Regions from separate parts of the Homo sapiens genome. Here region 1 is linked to region 2. The links are chromatin loops, found by intact Hi-C in ENCODE. Cell type or tissue: OCI-LY7. All regions are shown on one strand. Each heading gives the region's core, and the rest is flanking DNA. Links, peaks and the distances in the headings are about the cores only. Region 1 has its middle 59 kb from the start of KDM3A. Region 2 overlaps KDM3A (lysine demethylase 3A).

The links. Peaks named below come from ENCODE experiments on the same cell type or tissue, not always from the same donor. Only the 100,000 strongest peaks of a DNase experiment are listed, where the experiment ranks them.
Region 1: it touches region 2 in a loop (5-fold over the local background); 11 of 110 quality-filtered maps call a loop at or near these places.

The regions. Positions count from the first base shown.
Region 1 is chr2:86,497,997-86,503,380 of GRCh38, forward strand. No RefSeq gene overlaps it. Among named protein-coding and RNA genes, the nearest start is that of KDM3A, 59 kb to the left of the region's middle. RefSeq lists a silencer at 2,477-2,677. In OCI-LY7, for the core only: no CTCF peak of the experiment used is centred there; a DNase peak (open chromatin) is centred at 2,575.
Region 2 is chr2:86,445,090-86,450,439 of GRCh38, forward strand. It overlaps KDM3A (lysine demethylase 3A), which reads left to right. Exons shown (of 26, transcript NM_018433.6): 3 at 4,718-4,873. Among named protein-coding and RNA genes, the nearest start is that of KDM3A, 6.4 kb to the left of the region's middle. In OCI-LY7, for the core only: no CTCF peak of the experiment used is centred there; no DNase peak of the experiment used is centred there.

The DNA.
Region 1 (5,384 bases), core at 285-5,284, 53 kb after region 2:
AGTATACATTTGAGCTCCAGCGTTTCTGTGTGGTTCTATTTTATACTTTGTTTCTTTATTGAGATTTCATTCATAGTGTTTTCCTGGTTTCCTTTTTAGTTCATTTGTCCATGGTTTCTTTTACCTCCCCAGCTTTTCTTCCCAGGTTTTAGGCAGTCCATTGTATATTTATTTCAACTATAATCTTTTACCTCAGATAAAAGGCGCACTTTTTTCCTGATTGCCTTACAGTGTTTTCAAGCAATGCCTTCAGCTTTTCTGCCAAGGAGGTTCTCAGGCAAACCGGAGATGAGCACCTTGTGTTAGTCTCCCAGACAGGTTTATGGCAGACACATATAACTTGTGAATAAGGCCTGCTTTGTTCCCTCTGGAACCAAGGACCAGGGTCTGTGGGCTGCTGTATTCAAGACCACTGCCATGCTGGGAGGGGCAAGTAAAAATGACACAAAGCTTTCTTACCAGTATTAAGTTTCCTTTTTCTTAATCCAGATTTACTTGGTTGCTTTACAGTAACCTTTGTTTTCCAGAGCTCTGACAAAGTGGGTTCAGGGGTGTTCCCCTCTCTGGAAGGATGGGTGTTTGAACCTGTCTACTCCAACATCTTGCTGATATTCTATAAATCTATTTTTGAAACTATAATTACGTACAGGAAAGAACTTCCTTACCCTAAAACAAGGTATTTCCCCACTATGGCTTAGATCTGCATTTCTGAGATGGTTCAGTGGCTGGGGGATGTTAATTCTGATGCCTCAAAAGAAAACTGTATTGGTCAAATAAATTTGGAAAAAGCATATGAAAGCCTTAGAAACGTTCTAAAGAAAACCTGTTTTATGTTTATTTTAACCAAACATTTCCAAGTCCTAAGATCCTTTTCTTACTGATAATCAAGATTACCATTTGAAGAGCACCTGTCACTACAGTAGGACAAGAAAAATGGTCCCAGTTAATTGAAAGCTTTGAAAGCTGTATGATTTGTCAGTTGTGGGATTGGAAAAAGGCCCAAAGCAGACATGACTAGTACTATTTGGAAACAAATGAGTCAGAACCCCATCTCTCCAGGAGTTCCAAGACAAACAAACACACACCTGGAAATACATAATCAAGGTGCCTAAAGCCATGTGAGCTGTATAATTGCTAAGTGTTCTGGAAGACAGACATCTTTGATAGGAGATTAGACGGATGGTCAGGTTACAGCCTGCCTGGAGTGAACTACTAGGTGACCACCTCAAGCTGAAAAGTGATTTTTAAAAAGCTATGTTTCAAAACAAACAAAAATGAGATGGTGGTATGAAATGATAGTTTGAGTGCCCTTGGAAATGAATAAATGGTTTTATTAGGGCACCAAGTAGATCCTATATGTGTTTGTTTGGGGTGAGATGTGGGATGGGGTGGGTGGGAGCTGATGCTGCTATTGCTGGATCCAAGTTGAGTACCTGAAAATGGAGAAACTTTTATTGCACGCCTGTACAACCATTATTTGCCTTCCACATCATAACGCCTTCTAGGGCTAAGTGTCTGACTCATTTTGTCTCCAGTGATGCGTGTGTTAGTCCATTCTCACGCTGCTATAAAGAACTACCTGAGACTGGATAATTTATGAAGAAAAGAGGTTTAATTAACTCACAGTTCTGCAGGCTGTACAGGAAGCATGGCTGCGAGGCCTCAAGAAACTTACAGTCATGGCAGAAGGGCGAAGGGAAAGCAAGCACCTTCTTCACATGGCAGAGGGAGAGAGCAAGCAAAGGGGGAAGTGCTACACACTTAACCAGATCTCATGAGAACTCACTGTCATGAGAACAGCAAGGGGGAAATCTGCCCCCATGATCCAATCACCTCCCACCAGGCTCTACCTCCAAGACTCAGGATCACAATTCAACATGAGATTTGGGTGGGGGGACACAGCCAAACCATATCATTCCACCCCGGCCCCTCCCAAATCTCATGTCCTCACATTTCAAAACACAATCATGCCTTCCCAATAGCCCCCTAAAGTCTTAACTCATTCCAGCATTAACTCAAATGTCCAAGTCAAGTCTCATCTGAGACCAGCCAAGTCCCTTCCTCCTGTGAGCCTGTAAAATCAAAAACAAGTCAGTTATTTCCAAGATACAATGGGGATACAGGCATTGGGTAAATGCTCCCATTCCAAATAGGAGAAATCAGCCAAAACAAAGGGGCTATGGGCCCCATGCAAGTCCAAAATCCAGGAGGGCAGTCATTAAATCTCAAACCTCCAAAATGATCTTTGACTCCACGTCTCACATCCAGGCCACACTGACACAAGGAGTGGGCTCCCAAGGCTCTGGGCAGCTCTGCCTCTGTGGCTCTGCATATAGTCCCCACAGCTGCTTTCACAGGCTAGCATTAACTGCCTGCAACTTTTACAGGTGCATAGTGCAAGCTGTCAGTGGATCTACAATTCTGGGGTCTGGTGGATGGTGGCCCTCTTCTCATAGCTCCACTAGGCAGTGCCCCAGTGGGGACTCTGTGTGGGCTCCAACCCCACATTTCCCCTCCACACTGCCCTCGCAGAGGTTATCTATGAGGGCTCTGCCTCTGCAGCAAACTTCTGCCTGGACATCCGGGCATTTCCATACATCCTCTGAAATCTAGGTAGAGGTTCCTAAACCTCAACTCTTCTGCACACCTGCCTAACACCACATGGAAGCCACCAAGGCTTGGGGCTTGCACCCTCTGAAGCAGCAGCCCAAGCTGTACCTTGGCCCCTTTTAGTCACAGCTGGAGCTGGAGTGGCTGGGATGCAGGGCACCATGTCCCAAGGCTGCACAGAACAGTGGGGCCCTGGGCTGGCCCACAAAAGCATTTCTTCCTCCTGGGCTTCCATGCCTGTGATGGGAGGAGCTGCTGTGAAGGTCTCTGAAATGCTCTAGAGGCATTTTCCTCACTCTCTTGGCTGTTAACATGAGGCTCTTCTTATGCAAATTTCTGCAGCCTTGAATTCCTCCCCAGAAAATGGATTTTTCTTTTTCACCACATGGTTGGGCTGCAAATTCTCCAAACTTTTATAAAAGCTCAGCTTCTGTTTTAAATATAAGTTCCACTTTGTTCATGCAAATGAGCATAGGCTTTTAGAAGCAATCAGGCCACATCTTGAACACTTTGCTGCTTAGAAATTTTTTCTGCCAGATACCCTCTCGAGTTCAGAGTTCACAGATCTCTAGAGCAGGGGCACAATGCCACCACTCTCTTTGCTAAAGCACAGCCAAGAGTGACCTTCACTCCAGTTCGGAATAAGATTCTCATCTCCCATCTGAGACCAACTCAGCCTGGACTTCACTGTCCATATCACTATCAGCACTTTGGTCACAACCATTCAACAAGTCTCTAGGAAGCTGCAAACTTTCCCTCATCTTCCTGTCTTCTTCTGAGCCCTCCAAACTGTTCCAACCTCTGCCCATTACCCAGTTCCAAAGTCACTTCCACATTTTCAGGTATTTTATAGCAATATCCCACTTCTCTGGTACCAATTTTCTGTATTAGTCCGTTCTCACACTGCCATAAAAAACCACCTGAGAGTGGGTAATTAATGAAGAAAAGAGGTTTAACTGACAGTTCCGCAGGCTGTACAGGAGGCATGGCTGGGGAGGCCTCAGGAAACACAGTCGTGGCGGAAGGGCAAAGGCACCTTCTTCACATGGTGGAGTGGGAGAGAGTGAAGCAGGAAGTGCTATACACTTTTAAACAACCAGATCTCATGAGAACTCACTATCATGAGAACAGCAAGGGGAAAATCCGCCCCCATGATCCAGTCGTCTCCCGCGAGGCCCCACCTCCAACACTCAGGATCACAATTCAACATGAGATTTGGGTGGGAACACAGAGCCAAACCATATCAGTGCCCAACAAAGTGTATGAGGGAAAAAGGAATGCGTGAACCAACAGTGCTCTTTCCTTACCTGAGAGCAAGCAAGAATGGAAAAAACGTGACCTCTCAACAATTAAACCAACCCTACGTTTATATCATTTTCTTTGAGTGGCTGGAAGAGAGGTTATTACTATTCTGGCTATCCAACCATCCACCCAGAACAAGTTTAATTATCCACATAAAAAATATTCAGGGATTATGAGCATCCCATATTTTCAACATCATCCTGTGAAGAAACTAGCTGGATTAAGGCTATCACAAAACAATAAACTGGCATTGCTGTATGTCAGTTTTTGCCAACTTGACCTGTGGATTCAATGCAATCCCAATCAAAACCCAGCAAAGTATTTTGTGGATCCTGACAAACTGGTTCTAAAGTTTACATGGAAAGGCAAAAGACCCAGAATAGCTGGCACAATATTGAAAGAGAAAAAGGTCAGAAGACTGATATTACCCAACTTTAAGACTCACTATAAAGCTACAGTAATTAAGATAGGGTGGTAATGGTGAAAAAATAGACATAATCACTGGAAACAAATAGGGAGCCCAGAAATAGCCCCACACAAATATAGTCAACTGATCTTTGACAAGGAAGCAAACGCAATACAATGGAGAAAAGACAGTCTTGGCTGGGGCAGTGGCTCATGCCTGTAATCCCAGCACTTTGGGAGGCCAAAGAGGAAGGATCACTTAAGTCCAGGAGTTCGAGACCAGCCTGGGCAATATAGTGAAACCTCATCTCTACAAAAACACCTTTAAAATTTAGCTGAGCATGATGGCATGCACCAGGGGAAGGATCACTTGAGCCCAGGAAGCAGAGGTTGCAGTAAGCCAAAATGGCATCACTCCACTCCAGCATGGGTCGACAGAGTGAGACCCTGTCTCAAAAGAAGTATTTTCAACATCAACAAATGGTGAACAACTGGACATGCACATGCAAAAAAAAAAAAAGAAATCAATCTAGACACAGACTTTAACACCCTCACAAAAATTAACTCAAAGTAGATCACAGACCTAAATGTAAAACACAAAATTCCTGGAAGATAACAGGAGAAAATCTAGATGGCTGTGGGTTTGGTGATGATTTTTTAAAATACAACACTAAAGGCACAATCCATGAAAAACACAGATAAGCTGGATTTCAATAAAAATAAAAACTTCTGCTTTGTGAAAGCCACTGTCAAGATAATGAGAAGACAAACCACAGACTGGGATAAAATATTTGCAAAAGGCACATCTGATAAAGGACTGTTAGCCAAAATAGACAACACTTAAAATTCAATAATCAGAAATACCCAATTAAACAACAGGCAAAAGACCTGAAAAGACAACTTACCAAGAAGCAAGCATATGAAAAGATGTTCAACATATGTCATGAGGGGACTGCAAATGTCAATCAATCAGGTACCACCACATAACCATTAGCATAGCCAAAACCCAGAACGCTTACACCACCAAATGCTGGTGAGGGTGTGGAGCAACAGGAACTCATTAATTG
Region 2 (5,350 bases), core at 1-5,000:
GTCTCCAGACCTTAAACACTAGGCTTTAATATTCAGGTAGAGCGAGGTTAGAGCATTTTATTTTGCTAGCCTCTATATCCCTAGCACCGAGAACACTGCTTGGCATGTAGTGTGTGCTCAGCTATTTGAATGGATAAGTGAAGGAATCATAAAATTATTACCTCTCCTATGGAGAAACAGTTTAGAAAGAATCTACTGATGAGGCAGTAGCATTCTCTTCATCTGGAATAACAACAGATCTTAATTAGATGTGGCTATAAAGACTGCTTTAATCTTATTTTTATCCTGCTCTTTCTACTTGAGTATGAAATGAGTTGCTTCCTAGCTGATTTTGTTCACATAATTATGCGTGGTGGGAATGCCCTGCTTCCTTAACTTGTCCTTTTTTCTTTGAAGCCTACCTTTTTCTTGAGTCTAATGCCCTGCTTCCTTAACTTGTCCTTTTTTCTTTGAAGCCTACCTGTTTCTTGCGTCTAATGCCCCTTCTTAGTCCTTACAGGTGTCCTTAGCAGGCAATTAGTCCTTGCCATCTGTATGTACCATTTCCTGCTATTGTCAGCAATTTGGTGCCTTGACTAATGCCTAGCCTTTCATTTTTGCACACCATTGAAACTTTAATGTTAGTGCAATCTGCTGCCAGTCAAGCCATGTAAAATGAAAAAACTTCTAGCACGGTATAAAAACTGTTTACCCCTTTTAATTGAATGCTGGACCTTGGGATCTTCGACAAACATTTAGGCATAAGAAGACATAAGTGGAAGCACAAGGAATTAATTTCTTTGTGGAGTAGTGAATTAAGTGGTATCCTGCATTGTAGTGCAAGGCATAAAATAGACATGTAATTAAAAATTTGTCTAAAAACCATATCATTCTGTGCTCCTGCTTTTAAACTTGGAAACATTTTCATTGGTGTTTCTGATGGCCTTTATAATCATATAGTCAGGTGAGATGAGAGTATGGTAAGAGTGGGAGATTTTGATATTAGTTTATTAGATACAATATTAATTCATATATCAGAAAGATTTTCTGTTGGGGAAACATTGGCTTGAAAAATCTGAAATATCGAGCATTTGGTCAAGGTGTTTCATAGGTACTAATAAGGTACACATTTGCAAAATACCCATTAAAAGAAGAGCAGATTTCACAATTATAGGTAGTGAATCATAGTTGACTCTGGCCTTTGAAGCCACACAGTGTAAGTCACATCTCATTGTGGGCCAAAGGAGCATGGGTGAAATAACACAATTTAGAATAGAAACTAGCTGCATCTGTCAGCTTGCATGAGCTTGGTCAAGTCACTTTAGTTCTTACTGAATTTAAATGTCTTTTTAGGCCAGGCGCAGTGGCTCATGTCTGTAATCCCAATAATTTGGTAGGCCAAGACGGGTGGATCATCTGGTCAGGAGGTCAGGAGTTCAAGACCAACCTGGCCAACATGGTGAAACCCAGTCTCTACTAAAAATGCAAAAATTAGCCAGGTGTGGGTGGCACTCACCTGTAATCCCAGCTACTTGGGAGTCTGAGGCACGAGAATCACCTGCATCTGGGAGGCAGAGGATGCAGTGAGCTGAGATCGCGCCACTACACTCCAGCTTGGGCAACAGATTGAGACTCTGTCTCAAAAAATAAAATAAGTGTTTTTTTGTAGAAATGTCCACAGAAGAAGCTTTTTTGGGGGATGTCATTAAGTGTAAAACCTCAAACCTTAAGGCACAAATGAAAGATGCTTTGTTTTTTCTGGAAATGGGGTCTCACTCTGTCACCCAGGCTGAAGTGCAGTGGCACAATCATAGCTGACTGCAGCCTCAACTTCCTTGGCTCAAGCAATTCTCCCACCTCAGCCTCCTGAATATCTAGGACCACAGGTGGGCACCACCACTCCTGGTTAATTTTTGTATTTTTTGTAGAGACGAAGTTTCCCCACGTTGCCTTGGCTGGTTTAGAACTCCTGGACTCGAGTGATCCTCCTGTCTTGGCCTCCCAAAGTGCCGGGATTACAGGTGTGAGTCACCATGCCTGACTGACATATATGGTTTTGATAGGAAACTTTTGAACAATATTGAAGAAAGCTCACAACTTGTTGGTTTTCTTATATATTTTTTAAAGTCATCTTTTTCCAAACCAAAATAATGTGATTTTTGGCTAATACAGCATAATATTTGAAAGTCATAAACTTAAATTGTTTTTAAGGAGGTAAACTTTTTTTTTTTTTTTTCAAATCACTCAAAAATTGGGATATGGAAAGGGGCCCTGTCTGTCTTTTGGTTTAGGGTTATCTTAAGCTTTAGATAGTGATCTGGTAAGAACTGTGATGTTGCTTAAGTTTTGGGAAACCACTTAAGATCTTAATCCTTCTTAATTCTGCACTTTTTTTTTTTTTTGCTGAATAGATATTAGATAATTGTGTTGAAGATCCTCTTTCCCCTGCTCCTAACTTAATAAGTGATACCTTGATAAGATTTGAATTAACCATGGAGGTATTAAAACTACCTAGTTGTCTTGCCAGACACTTTACATACACTGTCTTTTAAAATATGCCTAACTATGCAATGAGAGGTGTCACTTTTTTCATTTTGAAAAACATTGAGAGAACTTAGATTTTCTAAGTGAGGGTTCTTAACCTGGGGTGCAAGTTAGTTGGTTTCCTTTGTAATCATAAGTATTTTATTTTATACATGTAAAATCATTCTAAGAGAGATTCAGTGTAGCTGGGAATTCAAGGTCTCTGAATCTGGATCTAGAATTTGTGTGTGCTCATTCCTCTTATACCACATTGCTGATAAATAAGAAAACTGTCTACCTAAAGCTTGGTTGGGTTTGAGGTTGATGTGAATATGGAGCAGAAAGACTAGCCAATTTAGGGGAGATGTCAGAGCATATGGATTCTGTGGCTAGGAAACAGAAAGGAAGATGGGCAGTCTCTGCCCACCTTTATGAAAGACCATTTGGTTGATTACAGTGATAGAAAACATATAACCAGGGAGAAACGTATGTGGGCCTTGCCACGTGGGTGTTCACATTTATTCTGATTTGGAAAGTATTCAGTAATAACTGCAAAGTTAAAAGCCTAAAATACCAAGAAGATATGTAGTTTCCTAGGTAAAGTCGCCTGGGAGGTTAGGGATGCATGTTTTGTTGGCTGAGAAGGGTAGGATAGATCTTAGATTTCATTTATTTTTATCCTGTAGACTGGAGAAGGTTTGGGATTGGGGCTAATGTGGGAATTTAGTGCCTTCTAAGCAGGTGAGAGAAACAAGATAGGAACCCAATGCAGAGGGAAATTTATTCATTAATCTATGCTAACAAGTATTTGAGTACCAATTAGATTCCATATACTAGTGATATACAGTTGTAAGCAAAAGCAGAGACAGACTTTGACCTATTAGAATTTAATTGTCAATCAGTTAACAAATAAATAATGCAAAGTGTGGATAAGAGCTAAGACGGAAAAGTACAAAACTTTGAGTACAGTTAGTATGGGGACCTCTCTTGGGAGAGAGAGGCACTTTGGTAAGGGAAGGTTTGTTTGAGGAAAGGATATATGAATTGTGCTCTGATAGATGAAGTTAACTAGTTAATAAACTGAAGGTTGAAAAGGGATGTATGAGTGATGTCTGTAAAATGATGAACAGATTTGATAGATGATAGATGTATTAACTAATTCCTGGAAACCAAAATGAGAGACCTCTTTAGTAAGAGGAGGAATTTTAAATCAAATAAAAACAGTGATTTTTACACTGAATATCGAGGGAGTTTATTGTCATTGGTAGAATACAAAAAGCATTGAAGAGGACCTAGAGTAAGTTAAGGGGTAGCATATTTATAATAGGTTAAGGAAGCTGGAGTGTTTCAATGCTTTTATATGACTTTGAGTTTTATGGTTTTGTAAACAATTCCTACTCATAGATCACTCCCAGAAGCCCACTTTTAGACTGAATTTTCTTAATGTCTTTAAATATGTATACAGGTTTTAAGAGTTGTAGCCTTAGGGTTAAAAGTATTATGCAGGTCAGAAGCAGAAAACATTACAATTACTTGGAAAACAATATTTCAAGGTAGTTTAACTTTCATATAAGAAGCTAGAGATAGTTCTGAAAAACTTTGTGGTCATTTTGTTAATCACTCGTTTCTATGTTATCCAACAAGTAGTTTAAGACTCCAAATTCTGTGGTAAATTTCCTAGCTTATTCAACTGAAAGGGATATTGAAGATGTGCTGTATATTAGGCCTTGTGCTAAATTTACTCATTCCAGAGGAATTCAAAAGGAGGTGGTGGATTGTGGTGATGGGGGGTCATCTTAAGCCCACTTATATTGTCAATAGACAATTACAGTGCAGTTTTATTAAGTACATCTTTTGAGTTTCAAATTTTTGTCTTGCAATTCCAAAAGCTCAGATGTCTAATTAATGTATGTAAACGCCTGATAAGTAGGGGTTGTTTGGTTTCTGGGCTTCCCAGGGGTTTACTTTAGGGACACAGACTGGCCCAAAAAGCCTTGACTTCTGCATCCCGAAGTGAGTTGGGAGCCAAAGCCTGGTTCATGTGTGATTATGTATTGTGGGCTGTGACAGGAAGTGAGGGAGCTGGAAGGGGGAAAGCACATCCAGATAAAGGATTCAAATAGAATAATGAAGGTATAGTTCAGCTGGGGCATTTGTAATGCTTATTTTAATAAATTGAATCTGCTTCCCCCACCCCCCAATTTTGTCTGTCTAGGTGTGTGTGGAATTTGATGGGGAATCTTGGAGGAAAAGAAGATGGATAGAAGTCTACAGCCTTCTAAGGAGAGCATTTTTAGTAGAACATAATTTGGTTTTAGCTGAACGAAAGTCACCTGAAATTTCTGAACGAATTGTACAGTGGCCTGCAATAGTGAGTAAAACTTGGGCTTATTGAACTCCTGAGAAGAGGGCATTTTATCCATTGTGGGTACAAAAGGAATATGTAAATGTAATGCCAGAAAGTCAGAAAAGCTCCCAGGATCTCCTGCCAGCCCTTTTAAGAACTCTGCACTTCTGAGCGAGTCCCTTGACTTTGTTGGACCTCGTGTTCACTTGACAAATAGGGATGGAGGTAGTAGTGGGAATGTCTAGGTCAGAAGGCAGGAACTAGCAGTCATATGCAAACATATAGATCTGTTTGGTTTGGCCCTTGCAGTACTTTCAAAACATTTGAATTAATTGCCTACTTTAAAAAATGTGGAGAATACATCTGAAAATCTAGATTTCCATTGTCTCTTAAAAAATCTACAAGATAATGGCAACACTGGAGCCTTATGGCAGCAATGGGCTAGAGCCAAATAGTAGCTGTTGCCTTGCTCTCTGTAGGGTTTCCAGTCTTGATCTTATG